2 separate regions of the Homo sapiens genome follow, and region 1 is linked to region 2. The links are chromatin loops, found by intact Hi-C in ENCODE. Cell type or tissue: psoas muscle. All regions are shown on one strand. Links, peaks and the distances in the headings refer to the core of each region. The heading gives the core; the rest is flanking DNA. Region 1 overlaps LOC105378198 (a long non-coding RNA gene). Region 2 overlaps LOC112267855.

Region 1 (10,139 bases), core at 1,058-9,057, 160 kb after region 2:
TCCTTTTGCTTCAACCTCTCCAGTGCTGAGACTGTAGGCATGCACCATTGTGCCCAGCCCTGTTTACCTGATTTTTATTTATTTATTAATATTTCTATTACTATTATTATTATTTTTGAGACAGAGTCTTGCTCTTTCACCCAGGCAAGAGTGCAGTGGGGGTATCTCAGCTCACTGCAAGCTCTGCCTCCTGGGCTCAAGTGATTCTCCTCTCTCAGCCTCCTGAGTAGCTAGGATTACAGGCATGTGCCACCATGCCCAGCTAATTTTTGTGTTTTTAGTAGAGACAGCGTTTCAATATTTTGGCCAGGCTTGTCTCGAACTCCTGACCTCAAGTGATCCGCCCACCTCGGCTTCCCAAAGTGCTGGAATTACAGGCGTGAGCCACTGTGCCCGCCCCCTCCATTTACCTGATTTTTATAATAATAATTTTCTCACTCTTCTTTATATCTTTACCACTTATGTATGAATGCCTGGGTGCTATAATTTAGTTTTCCTATTTTGATTACTTTCATAAATATAGTTATATTGAAGTGTTTGTTTTGTTTTGCTTCTTTTGTTCAATAATACATTTGTAAGATTTATCCATTTTGTTTATGTTGTGGGTTACTATTCCATTTAATGAATATAAGATGATTTACTTATTCATTTTAATATTGATGGATATTTGTAGCATTTCTAGTTTTGGTTCATTGTTCATAATAACTGAAACCCAGAAAAAACAGATATTCCCATCTTATACATATGTCCTGCGGCACTTCAGCATATATTTCTCCAGGGTACATACCTAGGAGTCAAACTGCTAAGTATTTAGTGGATTCATGTCTTCAGTTCTATAGTTTTGCCCAGTGGTTTTCCAAAGTATTTCTACCAGCTTACACATCTACCAGCAGTGTATCATGTCCCCAATATTTGGCATTGTACAACTTTAAAAATTTTTGTCAATTTTATGGCTGTAATTTGGTACCTCATTGTATTTTCATGAAAAAAGACAAAATCTTCATTTTAAGTATATAGAATAAATTCACATAATGTATTTTCTTTTTCTTTTTCTTTTTTTTTTTTTTTGGGACGGAGTCTTGCTCTGTCGCCCAGGCTGGAGTGCAGTGGCGCGATCTCGGCTCACTTCAAGCTCTGCCTCCCGGGTTCAAGCCATTCTCCTGCCTCAGCCTCCCCAGCAGCTGGGACTACAGGTGCACACCGCCACGCCCGGCTAATTTTTGTATTTTTAGTAGAGACGGGGTTTCACCGTGTTAGCCAGGATGGTCTTGATCTCCTGACCTCGTGATCTGCCCACCTCGGCCTCCCAAAGTGCTGGGATTAAAGGCGTGAGCCACTGTACCCGGCCCACGTAATGTATTTTCTTATTTAACCTTGAATGCTGAATAGTGTGCGTCTTTTTTTAAAAATACATCTTTAGATAAAATAGTATATTTTCAAAAAAGTACCCAAATCATAAATTTACAGCTCTATGAATTAATACAAAGTAAAGAAAACCATGAAATCACCACATGTCTATAAATAGGACTGTTCCATAAAGCCCTTCTAGAGCCTCCTGTAGTCACTTCTCTCACACTTGTCCTCAGAAGAAAGCCTTGAGGTGATTTCTAATATTACGATTGTTTTGTTTTTTCAACTTTGTATTAATGGAATAATACGTGACTGATTTTCTCATTCCTCCTTATGTTCCCATCCAGGTACTAACCAGGCCTGACCCTACTTAGCTTCCAAGATCAGAGGAGACCGGGCACGTTCAAGATGGTATGGCCAAAGACCCTCATTATGTTTCTAGATTCATCTATTTTGTTGTGCGTAGCAGTTGCTTATTTGCATTGCTGTATGGAAAGTAAGTCAAAAGACTTAATACTTTTGAAAGTAGAAATACTTTCGAAAGCAATTTGGGCTCCTCAATATAGTATAGGTTATGAGAGCTACAACAGTGCTTAGCAAGAGGTTTGGAACATAGAAAGTGTTTATTATACTTCTTTTTTTTTTTTTTTTTTTTTGAGACGGAGTTTTGCTGTTGTTGCCCAGGCTGGAGTGCAGTGGCAGGATCTCGGCTCACTGCAACCTCTGCCTCCTGGGTTCAAGTGATTCTCCTGCCTCAGCCTCCTGAGTGAGTAGCTGGGATTACAGGTGCGTGCCACCACGCTCAGCTAATTTTTTGTATTTTTAGTAGAGACGGGATTTCATCATGTTAGCCAGGCTGGTCTCGAACTCTGACCTCAGGTGATCCATCCACCTTGGCCTCCCAAAATGCAGGGATTACAGGCGTGAGCCACTGCGCTTGGTCTATACTTCTTATATTTGCAGGCAAATACCTTTTTACATTTGACAAATTGCCTTTTTATTTTTGCTTGAGTTTCCCTAAATAAAACTTCCTTGTTGTACTTATGCATGGTTCTATAATGGTGAATCAAGCCATTTACATTGGTGAATGAGAAATTGCATATTTCATGAATGCATGGAATAGTTTATGGTATTTATTCAAAATATTACACATACTTCTGCTTCCAGGAAGGTGGAGTAAATGTAATATTCCCCATTCATCCTGCTAAAACCCCAAAGCATTGTACATAAAACAAATGTAATACAATGAAAGGCAGACAAAAGGCAGACCAGCTAGGGATCTCAAGACTCAAGGTACAACACAGTCGTAAGTTTTTTTTTCCTTTTGTATTCCAGACTTGGAACTGAAGAAGCTGGCAATCTGGAAATGCCAATGGACGCAGATTTTAAAAGCCCCAGCAAAAGTCTGCTTTCTCTATTCATAGGACCAGGATCAGGAAGAGGACAGCTTAGAAAGACATAAAATTCTTAGACAATAACTGTTCTACCCCAGCCAAACACCAAACACACACACACACACACACACACACACACTCCAACAACTATGGCCCCACCCACTTCAGCAAAGGCTGAGTAGGAGCCTAAACTTCCACCACTGAGCGGCTATAAGAAGTTACCCCAAGACCCCACCAACGTGGTGTTAAAGAAGGCCAAATAGGGGACAAAATTTTTATCCATGCTGACCAGTTATGAGGTTCCCTTTTTCCCTCTGTGAAATAAAAATAAAGCCCGTAGGTCCCCAGGCAAGATGAAATGGACTCCTTGTTGCAAAAGAGACCCCAGAAAACTTTAAAAGCTGGATTCTATGGCTTTGGCAAGGTAAGAGTTCGGTCACACCTCAAAACTCCCCTACCTCATTAACTGCTTCAAGACTTTCTTTCCTACAGTTAAACGCCTGGGACTACAGTCATGTGCCACCATCCTAGGCTAATTTTTTTTTAAAGGTTTTTGTAGAGATGAGGTCTCAGTATATTGCCCAGGCTGGTCTCAAACTCTTGGGCTTAAGCAATTCTCCATCTCGGCCTCCCAGAGTGCTGGAATTACAGGCGTGAGCCACTGCACCAAGTCAGAAAACTGAGTTTTAAGAAGATTAATATTTTTATGTTTATGTAGCTTTCTGTATTACTTTTAAAGTCTTTTGATTGTCACTTCGGTTAAATGAATATTATTTTACAATGACCCGTGATCCTGTTTTGATCAAATATTTTGGGCCTTTTAACATCTTTGACAAACATCCTCAAAATCAATCCTAAATTAAGTCTTTTTACTTAGAATTAACTTTAAGATTTTCTAATTGGGCCCCTAAAAAGCTTCAACAGATATATCTCTCATTTTATAGAGATATTTTAAATGATTAGGCTTATTTGGTAAATTATATAAAAACATTGTCAAATAATAAGCAATACTAGATCTTCTTTTAATTACACTATGATATGTTGTTGATATAAATGGTTCAAAATTTATATAAATTCAGAAAGATCTAATGTGTTATCAGTCATAATTTTGGTTGTTATCTTAAAATACTACATATAATGTAAATAACTAAATGTTCTTGTCAATTGAGAACTTTCATTAGATTTTAACCATAGCCATTCTAAGTTTTTGTCATCTACAGTTACTGTTTTTAATTCTTCTCTAAAAACATTTGCAATAAGCTATAATCCAAATTGCTTTCTATCGAAAAGACTTTAACATATTTGAATACCAATTTCTCACTTGGAATAACGAAGTTCTTCCCTCCGCGGAAGACTGGACCTCAACACCAGTATCTGACACCAGACTTAGACTAGGGTTCCACCTCATGGCTGAGAAGAAGATGACAGCTGAGGTGGACTGCCTGTCCAAGATGCTGGACCAGGGCTGTATTTTAACTCGCCCACTTTTGACTTAAGACAAATTACCATTGCCATTGCCTCAAGTACCTGCGTTATTGACTGATTACCCTGACGTTGGGAATATTATGTATTCTGGAGATCCTATGTTGTGCTACAATGCTTACCCTTGTATTCCATTTTTAGATACTTCTAAAATTTCTCATCCACCTCCAAGTCCAAAATCCCTTTCCCAGAGCCTATAATCCTCACTTTAGAAAACATAGTTACCATGCTCCTTGTTAATCAAATACTCCATTACCTTAAAGAATACCCCCAGACTCTAGATAGTGACCCTCAGCAATTTGTATGGAATTTATGATTTCTCTCTTGGTTTAATTTTTTTATAACTAAAATGGACTCCTCTGTTTCACTCCTCACAATTTTAGTTTTATTGACCACTTCTGTTACCAAACCCACACCTTAACCCTTACCCTTTTGAGTAAAAGGTAATTTTACTATTCTTTTGAAAAGGTTTTTGTAGAGATTAGGTCTCAGTATATTGCCCAGGCTGGTCTCAAACTCTTGGGCTCAAGCAATTCTCCCACCTCAGCCTCCCAAAGTGCTGGAATTACAGGTATGAGCCACTGCACCAAACCAGAAAACTGAGTTTTAAAAAGATTAAGATTTTTATGTCTATGTAGCTTTCTCCTTAGATTCTGGGACTCCCACCCTTGCTACTGTACATAACCACTGAATGCCCAAAGAAAAAATATCAAACACTGACAACAGCTCCTCTTTGTTAGATATCATGCCTCTGCAGGCTTCTAGAAGGCTTGCAACAAAACCAGTTCGTGGTTCACTCACATAATAGATATCTTGTTCATAAATGAACGTATAAATTGGCATACCCTTGGAGGTATAACTTGTGCCCCTTGAGGACACACTTTCCTATATAGAATTGAGTCAGATCCCCCAGTTCAAGAAGAGGCACACAGATGCATAAACAGCTGGCAAGTTGAAGGACTTTGCCTTCTAGGTCATTACGTTGCCCTCTTTTCCATCCATCTCAATCATAAAGAAAATCTTGCTTTCCGGTAAGCTAAAAGAGAGCTACCAAGTGGATATCAGGATATGTGGTAGCATAGTTTTTGGGGTGTAATTTTTCTCAGCTACGGAGTATACACTAACAGAGATACGATAAAAAAAAATGCCGGCCACCATAGGACAAATTGCTGAAAATGCTGCAATAAGTATTATGACACAGTAGAAGTCCTTAAATTCTCTCGCTCAAGTGGTTTTAGACAATCAAATTGCACCAGGTTTTCTCATTGCTAAACAAGGGGGAATTTGCATGATAGCCCACACCACTTGTTGCACTTATATCAACATTATAGGAGATTTAACAACCCATGTAGGTAAGATCACCCAACAGGCTGCCTGGTTACAGGAGGTACAAACCACAGATCCCCTTAATAACGTTTTTAGCTGACTCATTGCAGTATTAGAAATTACTTCCAATCCATCTTACAAACCCTTGTCATTATCATATCACTATCTTGTTCCTATTTTTGATAGTCAAAGTACTTATAAGATCTATAACCAACTACTTCAAGTCTGTCACTAAAACCAAAGTTATGGTAGCACAATGCATAGAAATGACAGACAACATAAACATAAACTTACCTTCTCAACTTTTCTGTTGTTACTGTTTTTCTAGTCTCAAAGGTTCAAAGGGTCTTAATAGCTGTCTGCCTCCTTCTTGCCTGGCCTAAAATATTCAACTGGTTGTAAGTCTCCTAGCCACATGAGTCCCACTGACAGACTAGATAGACCTGGGGCAGGTATCCACACCATCCTGGGAACGACATGGGACATGTTAGAAAATTTAGCCATCAATGCTGCCTATGGCAGATTTCAGCCTAAAGCTGGAAAGTGTGAAATAAAACTAAAGTCCCTAAGCCCCTAGGTGAAACAGAATGGACTTCTTGTTGCAAAAGAGACCCCAGAAACTTTGAAAACTGCATTCTATGGCTTTGGCAAGGCAAGAGGTCAGTCACACCTCAACACTCCCCTACCTTGTTAACTGCCTCAAAACTTTCCTTCCTACAATTAAACAGAAACGAGTTCCTAAAAAACTGTCTGGAAGATTTCTCCCTCAACCTCAAGAGACCTCTTGATGTCATGGCTGACCTCCCCTCTTTTATCGTGGTTTCACCATGACTACTGACCAGCCTTATTAAACATTCCATTGTTATACTGACCACCGACCACAGACTGATTGCACCTAGTCCACAGAGGCTGTGCACAAGATGCCTTTGTGTTCTGTTTCACCTTGTTATATATAAACAGCCACGTGCCACTTCACTTTACTATTAAATCCCCACCCCAAAATGAACATGGAACATATGTAACATATATGTTTATTCTCTTTGCATGCATTAGGGTTTTCTCAAATATTCATAGATTCTCCTATAAGCTACTGAATATGTACATATAGCTCATCTTGTTGGGCATAAGTCCCAGCTTCTCCCTTTTGTCTCTGAAGCAGATGCTTTTCATTTTGGCTGGATGTTTCATTTCCCAACCTGCAGATTGTAACCATTTATAGGAAATAAAACTCTCTTTTTTCTTCTTCCTCAAATCTCATGATCTTTTGTTAATACTTCCCTTCCCAGCAGGGGGGATTATATGAGAAGACTGGACTTAGACCTCTACCCAGTGGTAATGTGGCCATCCTCACTGTGGTGTCAGGGGAGCCAGAACTTCCATGCTTACCCAGCAGTAACAATGAGCTCCCTTCTTCAGGTGGCAATGGAGGCTCTGTGGGGAACCTGGACTTCTGCCTGCACCTGGCAGTAATTAGGTGACATCTCCTTCTTTCTCTGTTCCCCCTTCTGCCTAAATGGTATCAGAGAAATCCCACTAAAACAGAAGGTTTAAATAGGATCCAGAGTAGCGGAATATAATATGAACATATCCAGGTTTTAATGAAAAGTTACTTATCATACCAGAAGATCTCAAACAGAATGAAAAAATGACAATCAACAGATGCCAACATTGTGATGACAGAGATATTAGAATTATCTGACAGAAATTTTAAATTAGCCATTGTAAAAATGCTTCAATAAGCAATTATAAACATTCTTGGAATAAATGAAAAATAGAATGCATAAGCAAAGAAATAGATGATAAAAGAAGAACTAAATGGAAATTTTAGAACTGAAAAATATAATAACTGAAATAAAAACCTCAGTGGATGGGGTGGGTGGGTTCAGCAGCATAATGGAGGAGGCAGAAAAAATAACAAGTGAACTAGAAGATAGAATAATAAAAATTATCCAACCTAAACAACAGAGAGAAATTAGACGGAAAAAAATGAATAGACTTTGATAAGTTGTGGACAGAGCAACCGCTAACATGTTATACAAAGAGATGCACTAAAAAACATAGTATTAACTCAAAATAGAATTTTAGAAAATATTAAAGTAAGATGAAGGCACGAAGAATAAAACAGAGAAGTGAAAATCCAAATGAACAGGAGGCCAGGTGCAGTGGCTCACACCTATAATCCCAGCATTTTGGGAGGCCGAGGTAGGAGGATCACTTGAGGCCAGAAGTTTGAGACCATCTTGGGTGACATAGTGAGACCTCGTCTCTACAAAAAAATAAAAATAAAAAAGCCCCAAAATGAACAATTAGTAAAATACAACATAGATTTCCTTTAGTAACAATTCTCCTCATATCCTTCCTTATTCTTCTTTTTATTCTTCTCTATGATTACCTATTAATGATGAAATACTAGATGTTTTACTTTCTATTTCTTCATAGGATTCCTCTGAATATATTTCTTTCTTTCTCTCTCTCTCTCTTTTTTTTTTTTTTTGAGACAGAGTCTCACTCTGCTGCCCAGGCTGGAGTACAGTGGTGCGATCTCAGCTCACTGCAACCTCTGTCTCCCAGGTTCAAGTGATTCTCATGCCTCAGTTTCGTGGGATTACAGGTGCACACCACCACTCCCGGCTAATTTTTGTATCAGTAGAGACAAAGTTTCACCATGTTGCCCAGGCTGGTGAACATGTTTCTTAATCGTATTCATCCTTTTTAGAATGACAGGGTGGCTTCTCAGAGGTACCATTGGGATCACCTCCAAGTTCTGCAGAATAATTAACTTTTTTTTTTCTTTTTTGAGACAAAGTCTTACTCTGTTGCCCAGGCTGGAGTGCAGTGGTGTGATCTTGGTTCACTGAAACCTCCGCCTGGAGGGTTCAAGCAATTCTCCTGCCTCAGCCTCCCTGGTAGCTGGGCTTACAGGTGTGGGCCACCACACCTGGCTAATTTTTATATTTTTAGTAGAAATGGGTTTCACCATGTTGGCCAGGCTGGTCTGGAACGCCTGACCTCAAGTGATCCACCCACCTAGGCCTCCAAAAGTGCTGGGATTACAGGCGTGAGCCACCACCCCTGGCCCAGAACAAGCAACTTTCAGCCTGATTCTTAAGCATGGGCCTTTATGATAACATTTGTCGTTATAAAATAATTTGTGAGTTGCTCCCTCACTGCCAATTTAATATTTTTAAATTTTAAAACCTATTTTATTTTTAAAAATTTTACTTCTGACCCATGAGATGTAATTAATATTTGTTTTTATAATGAAGCGTCAGGTTTGTTTTTCTTATAAATGACCTTTCATGAATATTTACTTCCATGTTCAGAAAATTTGCTATTCTTATTACCTACTAGTTTTTCTGTAAATTTGCTGGATATTATAATGTTTATAATCATATTAACTCTAAATAAGGAGAGTTTTATACTCGTATTAACTCTAAACATACAGAGTTTTAACTCTAAATAAAAAAGTTTCATATAAGAAGGTGTATCTTCTCACTCATAAGTGGGAGCTAAGCTATGAGGCTGCAAAGGCATAAGAATGATACAGTGCACTTTGGGGACTCAGGGGTGTAGGGTGGGAAGTGGGTGAGGGATAAAAGACTACAAATTGAGTTCAATGTATACTGCTCTGGTGACGGGTACACCAATATCTCACAAATCACCACTAAAGAACTTACTCACGTAACCAAATACCACCTGTTCCCCAAAATCCTACGGAATAACCTCCTTATACTTTTCCCCTTCTTTTTCTAACCATGGAGAATGCCATATGAACACCTCAGACCTTTATATTTTTCTCTTGTTGTATACACTGGTTAGGCCCTTTGGAACAATGACGACAGGATGATTAAAGTGATGATAGCAGACATCCCTGTCTTGTTCTGGATTTCAAAGGGAAAGCTTTAATCATTTCACCATTAAGTATGATGTTTGCTTTAGCTTTTTTTTTTTCCCCTGGACACCCTTACCAAGTTACAAATATTCTCTTATATGCCTAAGGATACAACTAATATCTGCTAAAAATCTTAAGATTAATTAAGATTATTTTAAAATCATGAAAGGTTGTTGAATTTTATTAAGTAATTTTTCTGCATGTACATAGATAATCATGATTTTCCCTTTAGTTCATTAACTTTGCATATATACTAATTACTTTTATAATGTTAAGTCAACCTCATATCTTGGAGAAATTCTACTTATGCTGTATTATTCTTTTTTATGTACTACTGGATTTAATTTTCTAATAATTAGTATGGGTTTTTTTTCATTTATTTACATTAATGACATTAGACTGGGCTTTTCCTTTTTTGTGTGTATTTTTTACAATAGGATTCACTATCAGGTTATTTTAGCATTAGAAAATCATTTAGGAAGTGTTCCTTCTTATTAATTAGGATAGTTTGTATATGATTGAAATGACTTAATTTTTCTTTTCTTTCTTTTTCTTTTATTGAGACAGGCTCTTGCTCTCTCACCCAGGCTGGAATGCAGTGGTGCGATCATGGCTCACTGCAGCTTCCACCTCCTGGGCTCAAGCGATCCTCCTGCCTCAACCTCTCAAGAATCTGGGACCACAGGCACATACCA
Region 2 (10,139 bases), core at 1,239-9,238:
AGGGGAATGTCAGGCCCTGATTCTATGATAGAATATGTGGTGAGTTTCTAAAAAAAACCAAGGGGGTTGGGGGGGGGCCCTAGGCCTATCTTAGACCTATTAAAGCAGAATCTTAGGGAGTAGTGTTTGGGAATCTTTTTCTTCTTTCTCTTAAGCTCCCTAGGTGGTTCTGATGCACACAGAAGCTTGTAAGCCACTACTGTGCAGTGTAGAACTATGGACAGACTTGAATTTGAATTCTGGATCTTCCACTTAGCTGACTGTTCTTGGGCAGTTATTTAACCTCTCCTAGCTTTAGTTGCCTTATCCCTGAAATAAGGATCAAATGGTACCTACTATATGTGGTAGCTGGAGAGGCTAAATAAAATAATATTAGGCACTTAGTAAGGACTGGAACAATGAGACATGGTTTGTGTTATTAATTATCCATAATAAGGATCAGCTTGGTTTTGTCTCACCTTTTTCTCCCTTCTAGGACCCTCCAGAATGAGGAGACAAGAAACTTCCTCTAAAGGGTTCCTGTTAAGGTTTCTCCCCAGGACAGGTCCAGCATGACTACCCCCAGCCTAGTCTGCACCCTGCTGAAGCTGCTGGTTCTCAGCTTGGAGCTCCTGATTCTGTGTGGCCAGGTTGATGGTTTCTTCCAGGGTGCCCGCCAGCAGGCTGCAGTGATGATGCTCTGTGGTCATGGCCCCCTCCTCCCACTGGCCCTGCCAGGCTCAGAATACCTGTGCCCAGATTCAGAGATGCCTGTCACTCAGCCAGCCTTGGAGCCAGCTCAAGGCCTACCCTCCATCCCCACTGATGGGCAGCACATGGTGTGTCTGAGCTCGGGTGGCCTGCACATGCAGGTCATAGAGGGCTGCCAGGTCCTGCTCTGCTGTGTTCCGCTCTTCCTGAAGGGCCTCCAGCTGGAATCTCAGCACCATCTGTTCCTGCTGCCATCTCTGCCTCTCCTCGCAGGCCTTCAGTGATAACACATACTCTTTGGAGTGCCACCTGTGTGCCAGGCTCTGTGCTAAATACTTCAGGTGTATTATTTTATCCAATAACAACCATATGTGGCATTGCCATCTTACAGATTTGGCAACAGTGGATCAAAGAAGTGACCTAACTTGCCCAAATTCTCATGGCTAGTAAAGGTCAGAGCTGACATGGCACATGCCTTTCAATGGTTTGCAGCTCTCCTTGGGGTAAAGTCCAAAGCCAGAGCTGTGGCACACACTTGTCTCTTTAGCCTTGCTTCTGACTACGCACCTGTTCAGCTCCAGCCAGACTGGAGAATTTGCAGTTCCCAGACCCACTTTGCCATTGCTTCCCTCTGAACTTTTGCTTATACTGTTTTGTCTTCTCTAAGAACATGTCCCCACTCCACCCACCCCCCATCAGTTACTGATGAGCAGTAACTGCCCTTGTTAAGCTCAGTGTCCAGTGAATTCCCCTGGCTGATCTCTGCCTGTCCTTTGAGGCTCAACTTAGATTCCATCTCCTCTGATCCACTCCAGCCTGGGTCAGATATGCCTTTTTGGTCCCACACAACCCTAGATCCCCCATCCCATCACTTAGCACTGAGAATTGCCTCATCTATCCCTGACAAGGCTGTGAGGGCCATGAGAGAGGGTATGAACTGGTCGGTTGTGATTGATGATGGATCCTAGCCCCTAGCACAGTGCCTGGACCAATTAGAGCCTCAAGTCCCCTATTTGACCCTCCTTACCTCCTCTTCAGCCACCAGGCCTTTGACCTGGTCATCTGCCACCTCCTCCTTCTGTTCCAAATGCTTCAGCTTCTCTCGAATCCAAATTTGGTGCTGCTCCCTCAGTCTCTGCCTCTGGGCCTGGGCCAAGAAGAGCGGCCGGGCCACATCTGGTATCTGCTGGGCTTGGTCAGAAGTTCATGTGTGTGCACGGATTTAGGACCAGAGCCCAACTTTTCCAATAGAACCTCATCACCAGGGCTGCTCCCAGAACAACATCCAGGACCTAACTAGCCTGGAAGAGCTTGTAGCCTGGGCAGAGACTCAGGAGGCCATGGTGGGGAGAGGAAGGTAGTGGCTCTGCCAGGAGGTGCCATAGTGCCTCTAAGGATCCTATACCCTTAATCCAATAAGTAGGAAAACAGTCCCTCCCCATGGCCTTGCCTTAGGGGTCTAGTCACCTTCAGGTCCTTTATTTGTCAAAAACTTCATATTTCTCCCTGATATTGGGGCAGGGTAAGCAGGGGCACATTAGCTGGGCTCTGCAGCTCTTCACTCCCCCTACAGCTTCTAGTCGTTCCTGGGGTACATGAGGTATTACCTATTCCTTAGGGTGCCTGAGAGGATTCTTTTGGTGGAGCCACGCCTTAGAGTTGCCATTCTTCCTGCCACTAGAGGAAAATGTAATTAATCACACCAAAGGCAGGGAAGACGTCCCACTCCCAGCTCATCCCCAAGTCCCAGACCCACCTTGGGGCTCTCCCTCGAGGCATGGGCTCTGGTTTACTGGTGACTCTATCACCTGCTGAGAAGATATTAGAAGTGATCGTTCCACACCTTTCCTCCCAGTACAGTGTAGGTTAAGATCAGGGCTTGGAAATCAGACAGATCAGGGTCCCAGCCCCTCCTCTTCTTAGCTGAATGACCTCGAGCAGGTGACTGGCCTAGTCTCCATGTGCTTCTCTATCAAATCGAGCTGATAAAAGTTGTGGAGAGAATGAAATGAAGTACTGCACCGAAAGCACTGGGCAGTAAGGCACTTGCTCAATAAATAGGAGCTACCATGCCTGATTCCCAAGCCCCAAGGCTGTAAAAACAAGTTCTAAGCAACTATGAAAAAAGAAGAGAAAGGCCAGGAGAGGCTGGACAGGGACAGGGTTTCAACCACCCTGTGATAAATCATGGAAGACCAGAAAGGCCATGCAGCCTAAGGAGATGAAAGAGCACTAGATTAGGAGTCTAAGGACTTGAGTGTGATTATACTTCTGCTGCTCCTGATTATGCCTGTGACCCCAGGCTCACAGGTCTCACATCTTTTATTTTTCTTTTTCTTTTTTATGACAGAGTCTCGCTGTGTCACCCAGGCTGGAGTGCAGTGGTGCAATCTCAGCTCACTTCAACCTGCGCCTCCTGGGTTCAAGTGACTCTCCCACCTCAGCCTCCTGAGTAGCTGGGACTACAGACATGCGCCACCATGCCTGGCTAATTTTTGTATTTTTTAGTAGGGACGGGGTTTCACCATGTTGGCCAGGCTGGTCTCGAACTCCTGGCCTCAGGTGATCTGCCCATCTCAGCCTCCCCAAGTGTTGGGATTACAGGCGTGAGCCACTGCGCCCAGCCCTCTCACATCTTTTCTTTTTTGAGATGGAGTTTCACTCTTGTTGCCCAGGCTGGAGTCCAATGGCGTGATCTCGGCTCACTGCAACCTCTGCCTCCCAGGTTCAAGTGATCCTTCTGCCTCAGCCACCCGAGTAGCTGGGACTACAAGCGTGCGCCACCACACCAGGCTAATTTTTGTATTTTTAGTAGAGATGGGGTTTCTCCATGTTGGCCAGGCTGGTCTCAAACTCCTGACCTCAGGTGATCCGCCCACCTCGGCCTCCCAAAGTGCTGGGATTACAGGCATGAGCCACCGCGCTCAGCCTCACATCTTTTCTTTAAGCCTCAGTTTGCTCACCTGAAAAGGGCACAGTGCTCTTTCCTGCTTAAAATACTTCTGTGGCTCACCTGTGACCTTTAAGACAAAGTCCAAACACCTCTGTTTTGCAAAGCCCTGTGTGACCTGGCCCCTGCTGTCCTCTCCAATACTTCTCTCCTGACTCTTCCTCAAGTTCTGTTCTTCAATAAATTGAGCTACTTGCACTCCCTCAAGGGGACCAAGCACTTTCTTGCCTCTGAGTCTTTGCCTGTCATTCTCTCTGCCTTCAGGTTCTTCACTCATCTTTGTTGACCTCCTTCAGGAATCACTTCCTCCATGAAGTCTTCCATCCCTCTCTTGCCAAGGCTAACTTAGATGCCCCACAGAATTCTGTGTTTATAAGCCTTTCAGAGCACCGATTATGGTGGTGCAATTGTTTCCTCCCAGGAGATTATAAACTCCATGAGGGCAGGGAATTCCCAGGGCCTATGTGGCACTGGGCCCAGCATACAGTGGGTGGTCAATAAGTGTTTGGGAATCAATAAGTCAATGAATGAATGGAGGTCTTCCTCAAAGTGCTTTGGAAAGAGGACAAGAAGGCAGACTGCTCCTTGGAGCATCTGGCTTCTTGGGTGCTGGCTCCACGCTTTTACCACCTATGGAGAAAGGGTTCAAGGTGGGTACTGGCCATGGCTAGCCCAGGTGCCCTCAGGCTTCACCTTGCTCACCTCTAGCTCCCGCAGTGCCCTTCCCAGCTGGCTTAGCCCACTGTCCGTCAGGGTGTCCTCAAGGAGGCCTAAACGCAGGGGCCTCAGGCCAGCCCGGCGGGCCCGAGCCTCTTCTACTGCATCCCACAGGGTGGGCCTCACCTGTTTCACCTGCATCCTCCTTCCTGAGGCCCCCAACAGAGCAGCCTGGAGCAAACTGAGGGAGCTACCTAGTAAAGGGACACTCCAAGTGAATTACTCCTTCCTGTGGACTCCAAAGCACGCTGCTTGTGATACTTTTACTTTTTATTAGTAGTACTATTCATAAAAATATCTAACTCCCACTAGACTTTTACATATGCTTGATGGCACTTCACTAAGGCTGTTCATGGATTGCCTCTTTTTATCCACACAACACTCCAATCAGGCAGAAGCTCTAATCTATCCTGCCTCCCCCGACATTTTCCAGATGAGGCAATAGAAGCTCAAAGAGGTCAAGCAACTTCTTGGCAAGTGGCAGAGCCTAAACTCAAGCCCATGCCCTTCAACATGATACCAAACTGGCCTGAAGATAAACACGTCTGGCCCTCACTGCTTTATCCTTGTGGGTGTGAACTGCTGTAACCTATCTTCCTCATTCCAAGGGACCTCCCACAGCGGAGGTCTGGGAACTTGCTAGCCAAATGAATGTGGGTTTGTTGATTTTGGAGATGAGGGCCAGACATTTTTTTACTCTTTTATTATGGAAAATTTCAAACATATACAAAGTATAGGAAATCCTGTCTACCTGTCACCTAGCTTTGACAGTTATCAACTCATGCCATTTCTGTTTGATCAATACCCCCACCTCGACCTCCCCCAAATCCCTGACATCATAACATTTCAGAGGCTTGATTTTTTTTTCTTTTTTTCCACCAGCATCTACATTAAGGACACAGAGGCTTTGTTTTTTTATTTTTTATTTTTTTGAGATGGAGTCTCACTCTGTCGCCCAGGCTAGAGGGCAGTAGCACGATCTTGGCTCACTGCAACCTCTGCCTCCCAGGTTCAAGCAGTTCTCATGCCTCAGCCTCCCAAGTAGCTGGGACTACAGGCACCTGCCACCATGCCCAGCTAATTTTTGTATTTTTAGTAGAGATGGAGTTTCACCATGTTGGCCAGGCTAGTCCTGAACTCCTGACCTCAGGTGATCTGCCCACCTCAGCCTCCCAAAATGCTGGGATTGCAGGCATGAGCCACCACACCCAGCTGAGGCTTGATTTTTAATGGGTGTATGAAAATAGGAGACTCCCTTCTCTTCTCTTATCCTCTCTATTCTCATCTATAAATTAGGCCTGCCTCTCTTTCCTTATTTGTAAATTATATCTGCCTCATGGGGTTGTGGTAAGAATCAAAGGCATTTGTGCAAAAATGCTTGGTAAGTGGTTTAAGGTCTCTGAAGGGTGAGGGGTTACTTTCACTATTGACCTTACTTTGCCTCTCCAGTCTCTGTCAGCCTAGGCACTCTGGGGCCCTCTTGGAGGGTCAGACGCTCTCTCTGGGCTGAGGTTGGGGCTGAGGCCGGTTGCGTGATGGGTGAGGCAGGCCTAAGGACAGATCTCAGAGCTTCCCAAAGAACTCCACACTCTCCCCCTGGCCACCTTGGGGGTCCAGGCGAAGAAGTAGGCCACTGTAGTTGTTTCCTTCCAAGAGCCATGAGACAATCCAGGGCAAAGAGCCCTCCGCCTCCTCACCAACAACTTCACCAGCCAACACCCGCAGCAGGGGGCAGTCTCTGCAAGAGGGAGAGGAAGAAAGGCGACGTCCACTGGTGGATGGGGAAAGAAACTGGACAGAGTTACACTCTGATGGAAAGGGCAACTATTTCCAGAAACTTTTGTGTATCACCAGACAGATTTGAAACATTGTACAGATCTTTATTTTATTACTATTATTTTTTAAATTACAAAAGTAATACATTCTCCATGGGCATGGTGGCTCACACCTGTAATCCCAGCACTTTGGGAGGACGAGGCTGGCGAATCACTTGAGGTCAGGAGTTCGAGACCAGCCTGGCTGATATGGTGAAACCCCATCTCTATTAAAAATACAAAAATTAGTCAGGTGTAGTAGCACACGCCTGTAATCCCAGCTACTAGGGAGGCTGAGGCAGGAGAATTGCTTGAACCCAGAGAGTGGAGGTTTCAGTGAGCCAAGATCACACCACTGCCTTCCAGCCTGGGCAACAAAGTGAGAGTGTGTCTCAAAAAAAAAAAATTTTTTTTTAAAAGAAGTAATAGATTCTCATGGTAAAAAATTTAAATTGTGTACCTGACAAGTGACTTGTACCCAGAATATATAAAGAGCTCTTACAACTCAATAATAAAAAGACAACCCAATTTTAAAATGGGCAAAAGAAGATGACATCAGTGAAAATGGCAGAGTAGGGAACTCCAAGAGTCCGTTCATCCCCAGAAACACCTAGCAAAAACAGCCAGAAACAACCTTATTTTAACTCTGAAAGATAGAGGTTTACAGCAACCAATGCTTAACCAGGAGAAAGGCAACTTAAATATGGTAAGAGATCTCTGTGGTGTTTTAACTTACCCTAGCTCCAACCCCTCCCCAGCACAGGGCTAATCTTGAAGACAGCAGCCCAAATTTCTGGTGGGGGTTCCTGGTTAGGGAGGGAGCAGAGAAGATCTTGATCCCAATGAATTGTGTTTATCTTTTTTGACTGTCTGGAATTTCCCTTGAAGAACTGATGAAAGGGAATTCTCTTTGCTTCACGAATCTCAGAACTCTCTCAAGGCAGAGCAGCTACACAGAGGATGTTCCCTGAAAACTGCTAAAGAACAAAAGAACAAGGAACTGCTGCCTGAAGCAAAAATAACAGTTGAGGCAAACAACTGATACCCTGAAAGACTGGGAAAAGTTTGGAAGTGATATTTTTGGGAGAATAAGGGCTTCAAAAAGTTCCCATGTGTACTAGAGAGAGCAGAAAGCACACCCAGGGTAGGACTCATGTGCAGAAAAGGCCCAATAAGACAATAAGCTTTCATCTCTGTCTGGTCTTTGGGCTCAGCACAAGCAGGAAGTGAAGGCTAAAACAGAGCTGTAAATTGCCTGGCTAAGCTTAGGAGTGACTCCACACAGAGCCAATCTGCAAAGACCTAGAAAATTCTTTCTTTTTCTTTTTTCCTTCCTTCCTTCCTTTGTTTTCTTTTTCGTATTCTTCTTTATTCTTTTTGTTTCTTTTTTTATTTGTTTCTTTCTTCTTCCTTTTTAAAAAACAAAACAAAACTTTTTTTTTAGTCGCAGGCATTTAAGGAATTCTATGTTAGGTCACTGGCTGACTACTAAAATAACAAAATGAAGCCTTCAGTGAATACAAAGAATACAGTCTTCAAAAAAAAAAAAAACCCACAAAGATAAAGAGAGAATCTTGAAAACAGCAAGAGAGAAGCAGCTTATTATGTGCAATGGATCTTCAATAAGACTAAAAACAGACTTATCCCCAGAAACCATGGGATAACTTAAAGTTGGCCCTTTATATCCATAGGCTCTGCATCTGTGGATTCAAGCAAGCATGAATCAGAAATATTTGGGAGAAAAATGGTTTTGTCTGTACTGAGCATGTACAGACTTTTTATTGTCATGATTCCCTAAACAATACAGTATAACAATTTACATAACATTTACATTGTATTAGGAATTATAAGTAATCTAGAGATGATTTAAAGTATGTGGGAGGATGTACATAGGTTATATGTGCAAATACTATAACATTTTATTTTTTATTTTTATTAGTTTTGTGTGTGTGTGTTGTTGTTGTTGTTTTCCTTTATAGATAGAGTCTCGCTCCATCACCCAGGCTGGAGTGCAGTGGCATGATCTCAGCTCACTGCAACCTCCACCTCCAGGGTTCAAGCAATTTTCCTGCCTTGGCCTCCCCAGTAGCTGGGATTACAGGTGCCCGCCACCACACCCAGCTTATTTTTATATTTTTAGTAGATAACGGGGTTTCACCATGTTGGCCAAGCTGGTCTCGAACTCCTGACCTCAGGTGATCCACCCGCTTTGGCCTCCCAAAGTGCTGGGATTACAGGCGTGAGCCACTGTGCCAGGCTAATTTTCGTACTTTTAGTAGAGACGGGGTTTCACCATGTTGGCCAGGCTGGTCTCAAATTCCTGACTCCAAGTGATCCACCCTCATTGGCCTCCCAAAGTGCTGGGATTACAGGTGTTAGCCACCACGCCCAGCTATTTGTATTAGTATTTTTTTTAGACAAGGTCTTGCTCTGTTACCCAGGCTGGAGTGCAGTGGTGTGATCATGGCTCACTGAAGCCTTGACCTCCTGGACTGAAGCTATCGCTTCAGCCCCTCAAGTAGCTATTATTATTATTTTTTGCAGTCTTTTTTAATTTTTATTTTTTTGTAGTGATAAGATCTCACTATGTTGCCCAGCCTGGTCTCAAACTCCTGGGCTCAAGCAATCCTTCTGCTTTGGCCTCCCAAAGGCTGGAATTATAGGCATGAGCCACTGTGCCTGGCCCACATCATTTTATATAAGACACTTGAATATCTGTGAATGTCGATATCTGCAGGGGGGTCCTGGAACCAATCCCCAAAAAGATACAAAGAGACAATGGTATTTAAAGTGCTTTAAAAAATCCTGCCAATCAAGAATTATATATCTGGCAAAACTATCCTTCAAAAATGAAGGCAAAATTATGACACTCCCAGATCAATCAAAGCTGAAGTAATTCATTGTTAGTAGACTTGCCTTACCAAAAATGCTAAAGGGAGTCCATCAGCCTGAAATGAAAGGACACTAGACAGTAACTTGAAGCCATATAAAGAAATAAGGAACAATAATAAGGTTCCTACATGTGTAAATATAAAAGCCCATAATATTGCATTTTTGGTTTGTAACTCCTCTTTTTTGCCTATATGATTTAAAAAACAAATGCATAAAACAATAATTGTAAACCTATGATAATGGGCACACAATATATACAGATATAATTTGTGACATTAGCAACATAATGGGAAAATATGCAGATGTATGGGGTAAAATCTTTATAGATATTGAAGCTAAATTGGAATTAATTCAAGCTGGATTGCTATGTGGTTTTTGTTTTGTCTTTTTTTGTTTGTTTGTTTGTTTGTTTGTTTTTAGATGAGGTCTCACTATGTTGCCCAGGCTGGTTTCAAACTCCTGGGTTCAAAAGATCCTTCTGCCTCAGCCTCCTGATTAGCTGGGATTACAGGTGCATACCCTTGTGCCTGGTGAGACTGTTTTAAATTTAAGATATTAGCCGGGCGAGGTGGCTCACGACTGTAATCCCAGCACTTTGGGAGGCTGAGGCAGGCAGATCACGAGGTCAAGAGATCAAGACTATCCTGGCCAACATGGTGAAACCCCATCTCTACTAAAAAATACAAAAATTAGCTGCGCTTGTAGTCCCAGCTACTCTGGAGGCTGAGGCAGGAGAATAGCTTGAACCCAGGAGGCGGAGGTTGCAGTGAGCTGAGATCACACCACTGCGCTGCAGCCTGGAGATAGAGCGAAACTCTGTCTCAAAATAAATAAATAAATAAATAAATAAATTAATTAATTAAAATACATTTAAGATATTAATTGTAATCTCCAAGATGGCCACAAGGAAAATAAGTGGGGTTTTTTTGTTTTGTCTTGCTTTTTTAGACAGGGTATCACTCTGTCACCCAGGCTAGAGTGCAGTGGCACGATCATGGCTCACTGCAGCCTCAACTTTCCAGACTCCAGTGATCCTCCCACTTCAGCCTCCTGAGTAGCTAGGACCACAGGCCTGT

What was found. A loop is a pair of places that touch in the nucleus more often than their neighbours do. Peaks named below come from ENCODE experiments on the same cell type or tissue, not always from the same donor. Only the 100,000 strongest peaks of a DNase experiment are listed, where the experiment ranks them.
Region 1: a loop joins it to region 2, with 2.5 times the contacts of the local background. A loop is called at or near these places in 6 of 110 quality-filtered maps.

Annotation. Positions count from the first base shown.
Region 1 is chr5:140,730,400-140,740,538 of GRCh38, forward strand. It overlaps LOC105378198 (a long non-coding RNA gene), which reads left to right. Exons shown (of 4, transcript XR_001742904.2): 2 at 1,698-1,761; 3 at 2,686-3,168. Among named protein-coding and RNA genes, the nearest start is that of ZMAT2, 35 kb to the left of the region's middle. In psoas muscle, for the core only: a CTCF peak has its summit at 4,152; no DNase peak of the experiment used is centred there; H3K27me3 peaks cover 612 bases.
Region 2 is chr5:140,569,482-140,579,620 of GRCh38, forward strand. LOC112267855 reads right to left here. Exons shown (of 9, transcript XM_024446282.2): 9 at 5,264-6,095. The coding sequence ends at 5,921. Among named protein-coding and RNA genes, the nearest start is that of SLC35A4, 9.7 kb to the left of the region's middle. RefSeq lists enhancers at 1-221, 253-754, 755-1,254. In psoas muscle, for the core only: a CTCF peak has its summit at 6,089 (motif pointing right); DNase peaks (open chromatin) are centred at 1,840 and 6,080; H3K27ac peaks cover 3,190 bases.